Linked DNA regions of Homo sapiens: regions 1 and 2 are each linked to region 3. A link is a contact called in ENCODE Hi-C or POLR2A ChIA-PET data. All regions are on one chromosome and are shown on one strand. Each heading gives the region's core, a stretch centred on a gene start or an enhancer-like site at or near the end of the contact. The rest is flanking DNA. Distances are from core to core; before and after follow the strand shown.

Region 1 (4,386 bases), core at 1,290-3,789, 830 kb after region 3:
AGGAGGGCAGGGGCCCCTGGGATCCCCAGGACTGGAGCACTGAGGACTTGGTATTCCTCTTGCCCTAGGCCTTACAGCAGACACTGCTGGTGCCCTGCCCATGCCAGAGGCATCTGTGGGTGCAGTGGCTGGTTCTATTCACCTGGAGGGCCTGAGGGCCTCCTACCTCAAGCATCTGCATTGTTCTGCCCCTGGGGCTTTGGAGGATTTTTTGCTCCAGAGAGGGGTAGGCTGGAAGCACTGAAAAGTTAACCCCCAAATCAACCTTCAACCCCAGAGGGATGGGGCCTTGTGGATAAATATCCCAGCTTCTTAAATCCTCAGTGGGAAAATTCTGAGATGTGTTCTATGCATGCCCTTAGGGGGTCCCCTGAAGGATTAAGCCCCAGTTGCCCACTCATTATCACATTCTTTCAGAGCCTGCTTTTGGAGGAGAGCCTAAGCTAAGACAGCCCTGCCCAGTAACCCTCCAAAAGCAGCACCTCTAACACCCCTACCCACAAGGCATCCCAGGAGCCCACCCTCTGACCGGCCTCAGGCGCCTTTCCAGATCAACTCTGCCCCTGCCTGTAGTGACCTCGACTGGGTATTGGCCACAGGACAGGAGCCCAGTGGAGCTGTGCCCACTGGACCCCAGAGGAAAAGGCCAAGGACACACCCAGTGCCTGTGACCCACCCTGCACAGCTGAATTGCAGGGAGATGTGATCCCTGAGAACATGGAACAGAGGCTGAGGGTGCACCGGATGCAGATGTTGTTTCTGAATTGGATTGTACACAAAACATCCAATGGTGTGTGCCAGGTGTGTGCGTGCATGGCCTACCCAGTGTGAGCTGTAAATATGTTCTAGGCAGTGGTGGCTTTAGCATTTTCTTTTCTTTTTTTGTCTTTTTTGAGTCTTGCTCTGTCGCACAGGCTGGAGTGCAGTGGCACGATTTCAGCTCACTGCAACCTCTGCCTCCCAGGTTCAAGCGATTCTCCTTCCTCAGCCTCCTGAGTAGCTGGGACCACAGGTGCCCAACACCACGCCCAGCTAATTTTTTATATTTTTTAGTAGAGATGGGGGTTTTGCCATGTTGGCCAGAGTGGTCTCGAACTCCTGACCTCAGGTGATCCACTCGCCTCGACCTCCCAAAGTGCTGGGATTACGGGTGAGAGCCACCGCGCCTGGCCCCCCCACCCAATCTCTGGCTCCTTATTTTCCCCCAAGGCTAGCCATAGAAACTAGAATCCATCTTCCCCAAGGTGGGTCATAGAAACCAGAACTCCTTTTCTCCAAAGCTGCCACCATAAAACCTAAAAATATGATTCTAATTTCCCCCCGCCTTTCTGTCTGAAAACTGGCCGTAAAGAAATGATCTGACCTACCTAGTTTCATTGTAGATCATAAGACTCCCTTCTAGAGAGGGTCCTGCCCCGTGTCTGGGAGAAAGGAACACTGTATAGAGAGGCCAAGAAGAACCTAGATGGCCTTGCTGAGTTTCCCCACTCCGTCTATAACATCAGTTCATCCCTTTTTTAATCCAATTCTATTTCTGCGTGGCTATCCAAACCTTGTTGAACCTAAGCATAAAAATGAACCATTTCCTCTGTATCTTTAGGTCTTTATTCTGAAGGTTCTGTGGCACATAAAACGGTAATCAAATAAATTTGTATGCCTTTTCTCTTATTAATCTGCCTTTTGTCAGTTGATTTTCAGCAGAGCTTCAGAGGGCAAAGAGGAAGTTTTCCCGCAGCCCCTAGAGTGGCCTGGGTAATTGGGAATCCTGTGTCATTCCTATGTTTACAGCACTGGCCACGGAAAGGTGACAAACGATAGGAACAGAAATATGTTTCCAGAGTGGAAACTGGCAAGTGGCTCTCTGTGAGCCGATAATTCCTAGTTGGGGAAAGGAGAGGGCGCACCTGGCAGTACCTGTAGGGTGGGTGGAGAATCCCCTGATAATGAGAATGGTTGGGGTCTGGGGGTGCACTTGACAGTGCCTGTGGGGTGGCTGGGGAGCCCCTGGCAAAGCTCATGGGTCACTGAGTGGTGTGGGACCGCACCTGATGATGCCTGGGTCCTTCCTCCGGTGCCCTGCGGGCCGGCGCCACTCCTCGACCATCACCACAGACTGCCGGTTGGCGAGGAGGCCGCAGAGAAACAGGGCGAGCGGGGGCGTCAGCAGCAGGCCCAGGCCGTAGAGTGCATTGTAGTGCACCAGGCAGGGACAGTTGAAGTCAAAGGAGGAGTACAGCTTGACGGTGACCGCAGCCAGCAGCAGGCAGATGCCATTCATCACCGACTCCGAGCTTGACTGGAAGTGCTGGAAGAGCATGCGGAATTTATCCATGGCTCCAGCCTGGGTGGGTGGGCGGCCGTCGGTTCGGCTCAGTGAGGCTCTGGCCACCTTCCTGGTGTCTGCTGTGCTGGGGACGAGCCTGGGATCTGCAAGAGGTTCTCTCTCTGCTTCCAAGGGCCTGAGGGGCCAAGGAGGAAGCAGTGCCCAGGCCCCAGCCCAGGCTCCCGGGATCCAGTAGGCACTTAAGGCAGGGACAGGCTCTCACCACAAAGGCTCCCCTGCCCAGCCCAATGGTCCCCTGGTGCCACTCCCCTCCTGTCTGGGGGAGTGAGTCACCCTCTGTGACCGGGCAGCCCAAAGCACCTCTAGGCAAATGGGCCCCGCCCTGTCACTCCATTCCTCCCGGCCCATTTCTCTTTGCTTTACGGTCTGGATGCTCAGGCTTGACAGCCGTTGGAGCTTCCTTCGGGGGACAGGCAAATTCTGGGTGTGGTGAGGAAAAGATGCTGATGGAGCCAAGGTAGTATATTTTCTGGTCTTGATCAAAAGCATGACTCTGAACTTGTCTCACAGGCATAGTAAAACAACAGCAACAACAACAACAAAATATGACGACTCAGCTCAGCCCAGGGAGATTTCATGTTGGCTTTCAGGCTAGGAGGAGCCAGAAGGGGCACCTATTCCTGACCGAAGGCTTCCTGGAAGAGGAGACCCTTGAGAGGAGTCTTCAACGATGTTTCAGCATTTGCCATGAAAGGGGTAGCGGAAGGGGATGGCCTCCCTGGGCGACGTGCTAAACATTGTGCATTAACCACTGGGTGCCCATGGGAGAGGCTGCTCAAGTGCCACGCCCACACCTGCATGGCTTTCCCCCTGCCCTTCTTCCGTGTGAGGGGCATGCGTTTGAAATCACTGCTTCTTCTCCTAACTCTCCCACATCACTAGGTCTCTCCTTGTGTCTCAGTTCCAGTCTCTCCGAAGGATGACAGCCCAGATGTTTGAGGGACCCCTGAAACCTGCAAAACGAATTTTGTAAAGGTCACTTGGCCCATATTGTAAGTCAGATCATCCCAAATAAGTCTTGCAAATTTCGTAACCATCTGTGTGGTCTGTACTTCTGATGAAGACAGACAGAAACCTGGGTCTTACTTATTATTATTATTATTATGAGATAGAGTCTTGTTCTGTCACCCAGGCTGGAGTGCAGTGGCACGATCTTGGTTCACTGCAGCCTCTGCCTCCCGGGTTCAAGTGATTCTCCTGCCTCAGCTTCCAAGTAGCTGGGATTACAGGCACCCACCACCACGCCCAGCTAATTTTTGTATTTTTAGTAGAGACAGGGGTTTTGCCATGTTGGTCAGGCCGGTCTCGAACTCCTGACCTCAGGTGATTTGGCCCCCTTGGCCTTCCAAAGTGCTGGGATTACAGGCATGAGCCACTGAGCCTGGCCACTTAGTATTTTTATTTTCCATATTTGTACGTTACTCTAGGTCCTATGAGACAGATTTCCCTGTGTGAGGGAAATGAGGCACTGGAGAAGATGGGGAGAGCCACCAGTGGCCCTGTGAGTCTGACTCTGAGCGGAGGAGAGGGCGGGGCAGGGGTGAGAAACCCTTCAAGCCAGGAGGACCACCACAACTTCAGGTGGGTACAGTCCCAGAGGGGCTGTTGGAGGTCACATACCCTGGCGGGGACAGAGCCAGGGAGGAAGCTGGGATCCTCCATCTGTGCCTTTCAGCCTTAGTCACCCACTGGGCTGCTGACCAGAAAAGGGGACTGTCCTGGCCCAAGGCCAGGCTTCGTGACCCTGAACCAGCAGGGCTGGTGTGGAGCAGGCGGGGAGCTAACTGGGCTGGGAGGGTCATGAGCACCCCTCAATCCCATTCTAGTCTCAGGGAGGGATAGAGTGTCCTAAGGGTCCCCAGCCACTCTAACCTTGAGAGTTCAGAAAACAATAGACAATGCTTCTGGAAGAACACTTTGAAGAAAACTGGGTCAAAGACTCCAGGCCAACCTTTTCACAGCTCCAGCCTCTGAGAGGTAAGACAGAGCTACCAGGTCAGCCTGGGTCCCTGGAGCCCTGCAGGGCAACAGGTGCTGAGTGA
Region 2 (4,427 bases), core at 276-2,775, 740 kb before region 3:
AAAAGTCAAATGGACCATCTACATTTCCATAAAAGGCATCATCACTTAATCCATTCCCCTTATGTCTACTTTTTATTAAATCTTTCAATAAATGAAAAGAGGCTCCAAAACTTTCCTAAACATAAAACACCTATAAGATTATCCTATCGTTGCTCAGATCCATCACTCTGTGCTTCTGACTACCTTACTCTGTTCTCTAGTGGCAGGTCCGAAGTTACTGGCAGAGTTCCTGGGGCTACAGAATGAAAACCTCTAATAATCTTTGGAATTGGTTTTCCTATTTCCCTTTTCCTGGATTTCCTATTTCCAGAAGCAAGGCTCCTCTACACGCTCAGAAATGCCAAATGAATATAAAGGAACAAAATGGCCTATAAGAAAATGTGTATTAGATGTTCTGTCCCTTTTCAGAACATAAGAAAATCCTAACACATACCTAAGAGGAATTCTGAAGCACTGGAGATAAGCTCAAAACCCCCAAAACTGATCTAATTTTGATTAATGGTGAACATTCCAATCTCTTGAATATGAATTAAGAACTTTTTAAAAACTGGCATGAGACAAAAACCTGAAATATTTTAATTACACCTCATTCCCATTAGCCCAATTAATCAATTTATTATAAGACACTTAAATTTTAAGCATGGGAGAGCAAGAAAATGAGCAATTGACTAGTCTTCTTTTCCCGTCACTTCAAAAATAAAGGCGAATTGGCTGGTCACAGTGGCTTATGCCTGTAATCCCAACACTTTGGGACGCCCAGGTGGGAGAACTGCTTGAGGCCAGGAGTTCAAGAGCAGCTTGGGCAACATAGTGAGACCCCCATATCTACAAAAAATTTTTTTTAAATTAGCCAGCATAATGTGCACACCTATAGCCCTAGCCATTCATGAGGATGAGGCATGAGAATTGCTTGAACCCAGGAGTTTGAGGTTACAGTGAGCTGTGATCATGCCACTGTACTCCAGCCTGGGCAACAGAGCAAGACCCTGTCTCTAAAAATAAAGGGAAATTATTTTAGTGGATCACATGCTAGACTGAGGAAGGAGGGAAATATTCTGTGGATCCCATGCCAGTTAGAGAAAAAGAGGCATATGAATCCTAAACTAGACTAGATGAGCCATACATAATACCTCAGTGGTGGAGGAGGAGGATCTCATGTGCACAAAGGAGGAAGAAACCTGTCAAGATTTCCCAGTGGTCCAGTGTGGGCCATATGGATTCCATACTAGATAGCAGTGGTCCTGATGTTCACATACAGGAGAGATGAGAGGGTGGGCCATATGGATCACGTACTGGTTTTCAAGTACTCCAGGAAAAGAATGAAATTAAAAGACACGGAAACAGGCTTATACTCCATCCCAGGGGGACCTTTTAGAACTCCTCAGGAAAGGCAATCAGCAAGTCTGCCAAAGTAATTAAGCAAACGAACATTTACCATAAAGCCCACATCAGTTAAGTGAACAAAGATGAATCTTATTACAGTGCACTGTCAGCTCTGAGCCTGCAGGTGCTAACCACTGAGACGTGGCGTTACTCGGCCCTAGCTGCTCACCCACCCACTGTGACAGAGAGCTTCGCCCTTCTCGTCAGCTCTGAAAAAGCAGGCTGCTTTCACCTGCTCCAGCACTGACTTATGTTGCTTTCAGACAGACCCTCACAGAGATGGCTTCCTATAAGAAGCCTGGGTGTGGATACTGTGGCAGGTGGTAGGGTTGGCTACAGAAGGGAGGCTTGAGAGGTAGAGAGGATGGGAGAAAGCAGGGGGGCTGGGTAGCAGTTATGTCAGTGAGGTAAAGAAAATGGGATAGTTTGGTAAATCAAGAAGTAAATAAAGAATAAACAAGCTGCCCAAAGTATTGAACCGTTCTGCCTAAGTGAAGTTGATAGTCTCTCTGAAAAGGGAAGAAGTTAAAACTTCATTGCAAAATAGTTTCTCCTCAAGGAAAGAAATATTACTAGGGAACATCGCTTTTCTAATGTTAATGGCAGCCTCAACATCAGCTTTATTAATGAGTTAGCACCAAAGCTAACAGGGTCAGATTTGTTGAGACCTAATCAGTATCTATTATTTAACAAAATCCACTGCTTGCTAGAATAAATGAATACTTATCAATTATCCTAAGATTTACAAATGGCACTTGAAGCACCTTTTGGCCCTATTTCTTTCTGCAAATAATTTTGAGAGTCAAAATGAAAGCCCCAAATTGACCAAATGCCAACCAACTACATCAGAGACCCAGAAAGCTTTTATTCAACAGAAACTCTCACAAGGGGAAGGCTGTTAAGAGTAGCTGTGAGACAAATTCAAAAAATCATATAACTAGTTTAAAAAGCCAAAGACCATATGTCTATTACTCAGAGGAACAGATATGAATAGACAGAAGTAGGTAAGGTCCCTGTGTCCAGAAACCGATACATCTCTAACTTATTATGGAGAAGAAATCCTAAAGACATTGCTGGGAGACAGATACAACCAACCAACTGAAGAAATGTCACTTGTGGCACTTCTGGGCTGGGCTTGTGACAGAAAATGATGTTGGAGGTCTCACAGCAGATGCACGCACAGGCACTCATACGTGCGCACTTCTCTTCAGGTCTAGAACAAGAGCAAACAAAGAGCTGTGGTAGAAAGTGATTTGCAACCTTACTTTCTACCACAGCTCTTTGTCTGCAACAGGGCCTGCAGTTTCCTTACATTCAAAGGCAGCGGGAGGTGGGAAAAGGAGGGGAAACTAGATGACTGCTACTCAGAACCAAGCAGCGCTGCCCAGGAGAGGACTTAATGGGAGGATAAATTTGGGGCCTGATTCTTTGACGGCACCTCCAGTAATAGCTAGTAAAGCAGGGGGTGAGAGCCAGCTCCAAACATTCATCATAATAGTGCAACAAGATGAAGGTCTTTAGGGGAGAGTCGATGAGATTCCAGAGTAAGAAAATGAAGCCCATGCGGAGGGTGAGGCGGTTGGCTCTGGCAGATTGTCTCCACAGGAGGCTGGTATAATTGTTTTATGCTCACAAAGAGGTTATTAGCTGCCATCTCTTCAATATACCAGAAAGAGCAGTAAGTTTTCTTCCTCCTGAAAGGTGACGCTACCAAAAGGAGAAATTTAGTTTTAAAGTAATTAAAGAACTTTGTTTATGCTATAAGCACTGTTTTAGAAACAGAACTTCTATATTTTCTCCTCTCTTACTCTGCAAATTGACTGCTTTCTCATATAGTCAAGGAATCTCTGTCCCTAGAAGGAAGTTCTACAGTATCTGAAGCTAAAGGTTTGCCAGCACTGCCAGTGACTCTTGATAATTCAGTTTGTTTGACAAACATATGAATACCTATCATGTGCAGGCACTACGCTAGGCAATGAAGGTTGTGAATAAAATAAATCCCAGAGATCAAGGAGTTCATAAATGGAAAAGACACACACGACAGACAGATAATTTCATTATGATGTGGTAAAGGCTAAGGCAGACAAAGAGTAGACAAAAGGTATCATGGAAGCACAGAGGAGGGGTGCTTAGCCCAACCTGCAGGCTTAGAAAGGACATTCTGAAGGACAGGGTGCTTGAGCAGAGTCTCAAAATATGAATTAGTTTATAATTAGGCAAGGAAAGGTGAGAATGTGTGGGCACATTTTCTTACAGGGAAGGAGACTGATACCGAACTTTTACTAAATCAAACAAAAGAAACCTTACTAGTTAAAAATTAGGTTCATGCCTTCAACAAATAGTCAAATTTTTCCAGTAAACTAAAGATAAAAGTTATAGCTTCCTTTCCCAGTGTCTCATTTTAAATATTTTCCATCTAAGGGGAAGCAGGACAACTTTTGTGAAAGCCACAAGACCTCTGCCTGTTGGGGTCCTGTTTACACCTGTTTGCTCAGTACTGACTCAAAGATGCTCATGGAGACAGGCCAGGGCAGGTTCTCTACCTCTTCTCCCCTAAACTAACTGTAAACACAAAGCAGTTTTCTAAGTTGGAGGCAGGTCTTTCAGGCTCCCATGGGAGTAGATGGATCTCAGCTGTGCCGTGCCCGCCCTCTGCGGCTGTCAGTCTCCAGCTGGTGATGCAGCTGTTCCACTTAAAGCCACACTGAAGCCTCCAGTCTCTGATCTCCACCAAACCACACTGACGACACTAAATGGCTTGGCTTTGCAGCTGCCTGTTATAAGAGTGTCCTTGGTTCTCTTTTGGCTTATAAGATTAATAATATACATTTGGGAAGGTCCTCAGTGAGAAACACAGAAGAGAACCTTTAATGCCACGAAGAGCCTGAGCAAACACCTTACCGCCAAGAGCAGTAAGGCGTCCAAACACCTACACCAGTGGCATGTGAAACAGCCCCAGAACACACACACATTCCCTCAGCAGGGCCTCTAGCTTACATAAATGACAGCAACACAGCACTCAGCCAGTGAGGAGTTTTTTTTAA
Region 3 (4,385 bases), core at 441-2,940:
AGGAAAGGGCCGCCACGGACTGCCCGGCCCGCCGATCGTTTTTATTATCGAGATTATTATTAAAAGGGGGCGGGGACCCCAGGACGCGGGGGAGGGGCTGGATACGCAGGTATTTTTATTAAACAGATTATTCCTGAAATAATAATACGCGCAAGATGGCTGAAGGTGGCTGTGATGAGAGTGTTGGGGTTGGGATTTTTTTCTTCCTGTTTTTTCTTTTTTGATCTGAGGATAAAGCTCTGAGGCGACAGCGGCTGCGGAGACCCTGCCCGAAGCGCCCTCCCCTCCCTTGAGAAGCCGCGGGCAGACAGACGGACCTCGGACCGAGCAACGGGTGCGGGCCCGCCCCGGACGCGTCGCCTGGGCAGCAGCCGGGGACCGCGGGCTCTCGCCTTTCTGCCGACTTCTTCCAATTCTCATCTTCTTTTATTTTTTGGACAGGACCGGGGTGGGTGGAGCAGAGGTGGAGAGAAATCGGGACTTGGCATTTTCTCCCTCTCTCTCTCCTAATTTGTTGGAGGCCGCCAGCCCTCCCCTTGGAAAAAAAAAAATCCCACCAAAAAAAAAAAAAAAAGAATCAGGAGCGAGAGGACGCCGCGGGGCCCTCAGCGAGCGCGCCCAGACCCCGGCCGCCGCCGCGGAGCCCAAGATGGCTGGGCGCTGAGGGTGGCGGCTCGGCCTGGCCCCGCCGCCGCAGGCTGGCTCCGACCGCAGCCCCGAGCCTTCCAGGCCCCAGCAGAGGCCGAGAAGAAAAGAAAGTGGGGAGGAGGGGGCCGGGGGGGCGAAGGGGGAGGGCCGGGGGAGGGGAGGGGAGGGCCGGGAGCCGAGCCTCCTGTTCATTAGCAGTTGAGAAAAATTCCTTTCTAGTTTGATCAATCCTTGTTTTCCTCGGCAGAGCCCGGGCGCCCGCCCAGCGCGGAGACGGGCGCGCGGGGTCTCTCCGCGGCGGGGGCGCCGGGCCTCGGGGGAGCGCAGAAGTAGCCGCCCGGGGGTCAGGCCGGAGCGCCGCCGGGGCTTCTCCCTCCCTCCCTCGCCGGTTGCCTTTTTTTCCACTTCTCTCCCTCCCCCTTCCGTTTCTATTTGTGAAGGGAGGAGGAAGGCAGAGGCGGGCTGGTGTCTCTGGCCGGGGACTGGAATTTCATCTGAATGACTGCCCCTGCGCGCACGCAGCGCCCCGGAGTCGGCCCGCCCGCGCCCCGCAGCCCGCGCCCGGCCAGCCAGCCGGGGGACGCCTGCACCGTGGCCCGGGGACCGCCGGCCTGCCCCTCCCGCCCCGTCCGGATCTAGCAGCCCTCGGCGCGGCCGCCCTCGCCTCCTGGCCCCGCAGACCCCGGGCTCCGGCCCCTGCGAGGGAGGTGCGGCGCCGACGAGCCAGGCAGGAGCCGCCGCTGCCGCCGCCGCCGGAAGAAGTGTGCTGCTCCCAAGCTCCGTCTGCCGCGGGGCGCGCCCCAATGTCAGCCGCGGGGACGAGCGCAGGCCGCGGGCCGCCACTGCCCTAGCCGCGCCGACGGGGAGGCGGCCTCTTATATGGAATTTGGACCCCGGCGCTCCCCTCCAAGGCTGGAGTCCCGGCCGCGGCCCTGGCGCAGTCCGCCGCCTCCCGCTAGGCGCTCGGGAGGAGGAGGAGACGCAGCCCGCTGCGCGCGCGGCGTGAGGACCGCGGCTCCCTCCTCCGGGGGGCGGGCACGCGGAAGGCGCTGCTGACTGAGCGACCGTCGGGGCCGGCTGGGGCCGGAGCTCGGGGCTCGGTGGGCCTACAGCGGCTCCGGACGGACCCCCGGGGCTGGGGAGTCGGGGAGGCCTGCCCCGGCCCCCTGCCCGCGGCCGCCATGGCGGAGAATTGGAAGAACTGCTTCGAGGAGGAGCTCATCTGCCCTATCTGCCTGCACGTTTTCGTGGAGCCAGTGCAGCTGCCGTGCAAACACAACTTCTGCCGGGGCTGCATCGGCGAGGCGTGGGCCAAGGACAGCGGCCTCGTACGCTGCCCAGAGTGCAACCAGGCCTACAACCAGAAGCCGGGCCTGGAGAAGAACCTGAAGCTCACCAACATCGTGGAGAAGTTCAATGCCCTGCACGTGGAGAAGCCGCCGGCGGCGCTGCACTGCGTGTTCTGCCGCCGCGGCCCCCCGCTGCCCGCGCAGAAGGTCTGCCTGCGCTGCGAGGCGCCCTGCTGCCAGTCCCACGTGCAGACGCACCTGCAGCAGCCCTCCACCGCCCGCGGGCACCTCCTGGTGGAGGCGGACGACGTGCGGGCCTGGAGCTGCCCGCAGCACAACGCCTACCGCCTCTACCACTGCGAGGCCGAGCAGGTGGCCGTGTGCCAGTACTGCTGCTACTACAGCGGCGCGCATCAGGGACACTCGGTGTGCGACGTGGAGATCCGAAGGAATGAAATCCGGGCAAGTACCCTACGCGCGCGCGCGCACACACACACACACAGACACACAGTCCCTTCCTCTCTCCCGCCCCGGGACCACCCATCCCGACAGGCTGACTCTTGTGACATCAGGCCAGTGGCCCCTGGCCAAACTCTTCTCTGAAAGTTTGGGGACAGGGTCCTGGGAAGAAGGGCCCCGGGTCGCTACTTGGTACATTCTCGCACCTGTGCGCACAGGGTCCGTCTTCTGAGTGCTTTATGGGATTGGGGTGTGGGACCGTCAGGGGTAGAGTCTGGGTGTTGCTTTTCTGTGGTGCGCAGCTCCCTCCCCCAGTCTTGTTGCTGTAGGCCCTACGGGAAGTCACCGAGGCAGTGACCCCGGTCCTGCCTCTCCAGCTGCTGTTTATGTAATGAGTGTCCCGGTGCCGCTGCTGTGGCTGACATGATCCATGATGCTGGCATACCAATGAGGAAGTAAACAAAAGCAGCCATGTTAGTTTTCAGCGCTATTGGAAACACACTGGGGGGGGAGTGGGGGGAGTTTCCAGAGGGAGAGCAGAACTCCGGCCGTCTCTCTGGACAGGGCCTGGGCAGCCAGCGAGGCCCCGACAGCGGCTCCGCTATTTGGATTCCTCCCGAGAGCCGGCTCTCCCTGTGTGAGAATCGCTGCCCTGTGTGCCTGTGTGTCGCACGGGCCGCATGAACAAGCCTTCAAGTATCTGTCTTCATCATCCTGGCCCTTTCGCCTAGCACAGCCCTCTCGCCGCCCTCCCACATTTGGGGAGGGGAAGTGGAAGACGGAAAAAGAATCCTGTGGGTTTAAGGTTGAGCCGCCTTGAAATCTGGTTTCAGGCAGCTGGCTCCCCTGGGCTGCCGGCTGGGTGATTACGGAACCGCGTCCCCTCCCATTGTATACACCCTGCGGCCGCGGCCAATGTCAAACCGCCTCCCCCCTCAGGCCTCTGGGCCTGGTTTTGGAGCTGGACTGAGGCAATACTTCCGTCCCCTTCAGTGGAGGGGGCTCCTCCTAGGTCCCTCCCCAGTCCTCTGGCTTTCAGGGTTGAGTCATACCAAAATGAAGGGGTTGGCCTGACACCGAGGAGTCCTCTCTGAAGCCCCACCTTGGGGCCTGGGGCCTGGGTGTGATATCTGGGGGCTAGGCTGCACTCTGGTGGGACTGGGAGTGTCTCTGGGTGGGGATCCCTGGAGGTTAGTGGAGGCCAGTGCGGAGGCTGGCTATGAGGAAGCTCTGTTCAGGGCATGATTGGAGATGGGGCTGTTTCCTGTGTGGGGGGACCAGTCAGAATGAGTCACTGTTTAGCAATTAAAAAACATACACATACAACCAACAAAAGGCAGGAGGGCCACCACAGGCTGGGGCGGGGGCAGCAAATACGATTTGCTGTATAATTAGTTTCCAATCGGATGGACTAGCCCTGGGTTTGTGTGCCAGGATAGGCCTCTGGTTTCTTAAAGGAAGTGTGTCCTCCACCCCCTGTGTCCTCCATCCCCGTTCAGGGCAGGCACAGCCCACACTTTCCCCAGTATTGGGAAGCTGCTGCTATTAATAAAGATGGAAGGGCTGGGGGAGGAGGCCGGGAAAAGTGCAGAGGCAGGAGAAAGGAGGGCTGTCCAGTTCTGTCCTGGGATTGGCAGTGGAAAATGAGAGGAGGGGAAAGGAGATGTGGCTGAAAGGAACAGGGGAGGGGCAGCAACCTGGGCGATGGGCGGATGCCTGCCCGCACCCACAGTGCTGCTGTAGCTGGTCTGAGTTCTAGGGATGTCTTTAATTGGGGTGGGGGAGAAAACGTCATTATACCTGACTTGGTGTAGGAGGATAGCTTTAGGTGTCTGTGTTTTTGAATGTCTTTGAGACTGTGTGCTTCGCCCTCCAATGCACCTGTCTCCTGTCTCTACAGTTCAGGGCACAGGCAGGGGTGGGTGGGTGGCATGTGCATGCAGAGTATTCCCTGGGGTGCCCCCCAGCAGGCCCCTCATTTCCAGACTC

Evidence for each region. A loop is a pair of places that touch in the nucleus more often than their neighbours do. ChIA-PET counts read pairs that join two places held with the same protein, here RNA polymerase II (POLR2A). Pooled maps may share reads with other maps.
Region 1: a loop to region 3 is called in a map with no recorded cell type, with 4 times the contacts of the local background. The contact joins the promoter of CALHM3 here to the promoter of TRIM8 in region 3. A Hi-C loop is called at or near these places in 10 of 37 single-sample maps with no recorded cell type and 6 of 50 pooled maps.
Region 2: a loop to region 3 is called in a pooled map, with 5 times the contacts of the local background. The contact joins the enhancer-like site here to the promoter of TRIM8 in region 3. A Hi-C loop is called at or near these places in 1 of 37 single-sample maps with no recorded cell type and 3 of 50 pooled maps. POLR2A ChIA-PET finds 5 or more read pairs at or near these places in 1 of 52 experiments (activated CD4-positive, alpha-beta T cell).

The regions. Positions count from the first base shown.
Region 1 is chr10:103,476,701-103,481,086 of GRCh38, forward strand. CALHM3 (calcium homeostasis modulator 3) reads right to left here and starts at 2,540. Exons shown (of 3, transcript NM_001129742.2): 1 at 2,046-2,540. The coding sequence starts at 2,332. NEURL1-AS1 (NEURL1 antisense RNA 1) reads right to left here. Exons shown (of 4, transcript NR_120675.1): 4 at 2,903-3,297. RefSeq lists enhancers at 1-203, 204-1,098.
Region 2 is chr10:101,899,991-101,904,417 of GRCh38, forward strand. The region is part of intron 23 of ARMH3 (armadillo like helical domain containing 3); the gene reads right to left. Among named protein-coding and RNA genes, the nearest start is that of KCNIP2, 58 kb to the left of the region's middle. RefSeq lists enhancers at 2,317-2,476, 2,476-3,139. Within about 2 kb of position 1,526, at least 3 of the 41 ENCODE cell types and tissues checked have a DNase peak (open chromatin) inside an H3K27ac peak, as active enhancers do.
Region 3 is chr10:102,642,789-102,647,173 of GRCh38, forward strand. It overlaps TRIM8 (tripartite motif containing 8), which reads left to right and starts at 1,691. Exons shown (of 6, transcript NM_030912.3): 1 at 1,691-2,399. The coding sequence starts at 1,830. TRIM8-DT (TRIM8 divergent transcript) reads right to left here and starts at 401. Exons shown (of 1, transcript NR_186489.1): 1 at 4-401. RefSeq lists silencers at 1-20, 351-410, 681-780, 861-1,840, 3,126-3,342 and enhancers at 329-1,083, 1,084-1,839, 1,941-2,070, 2,851-2,950.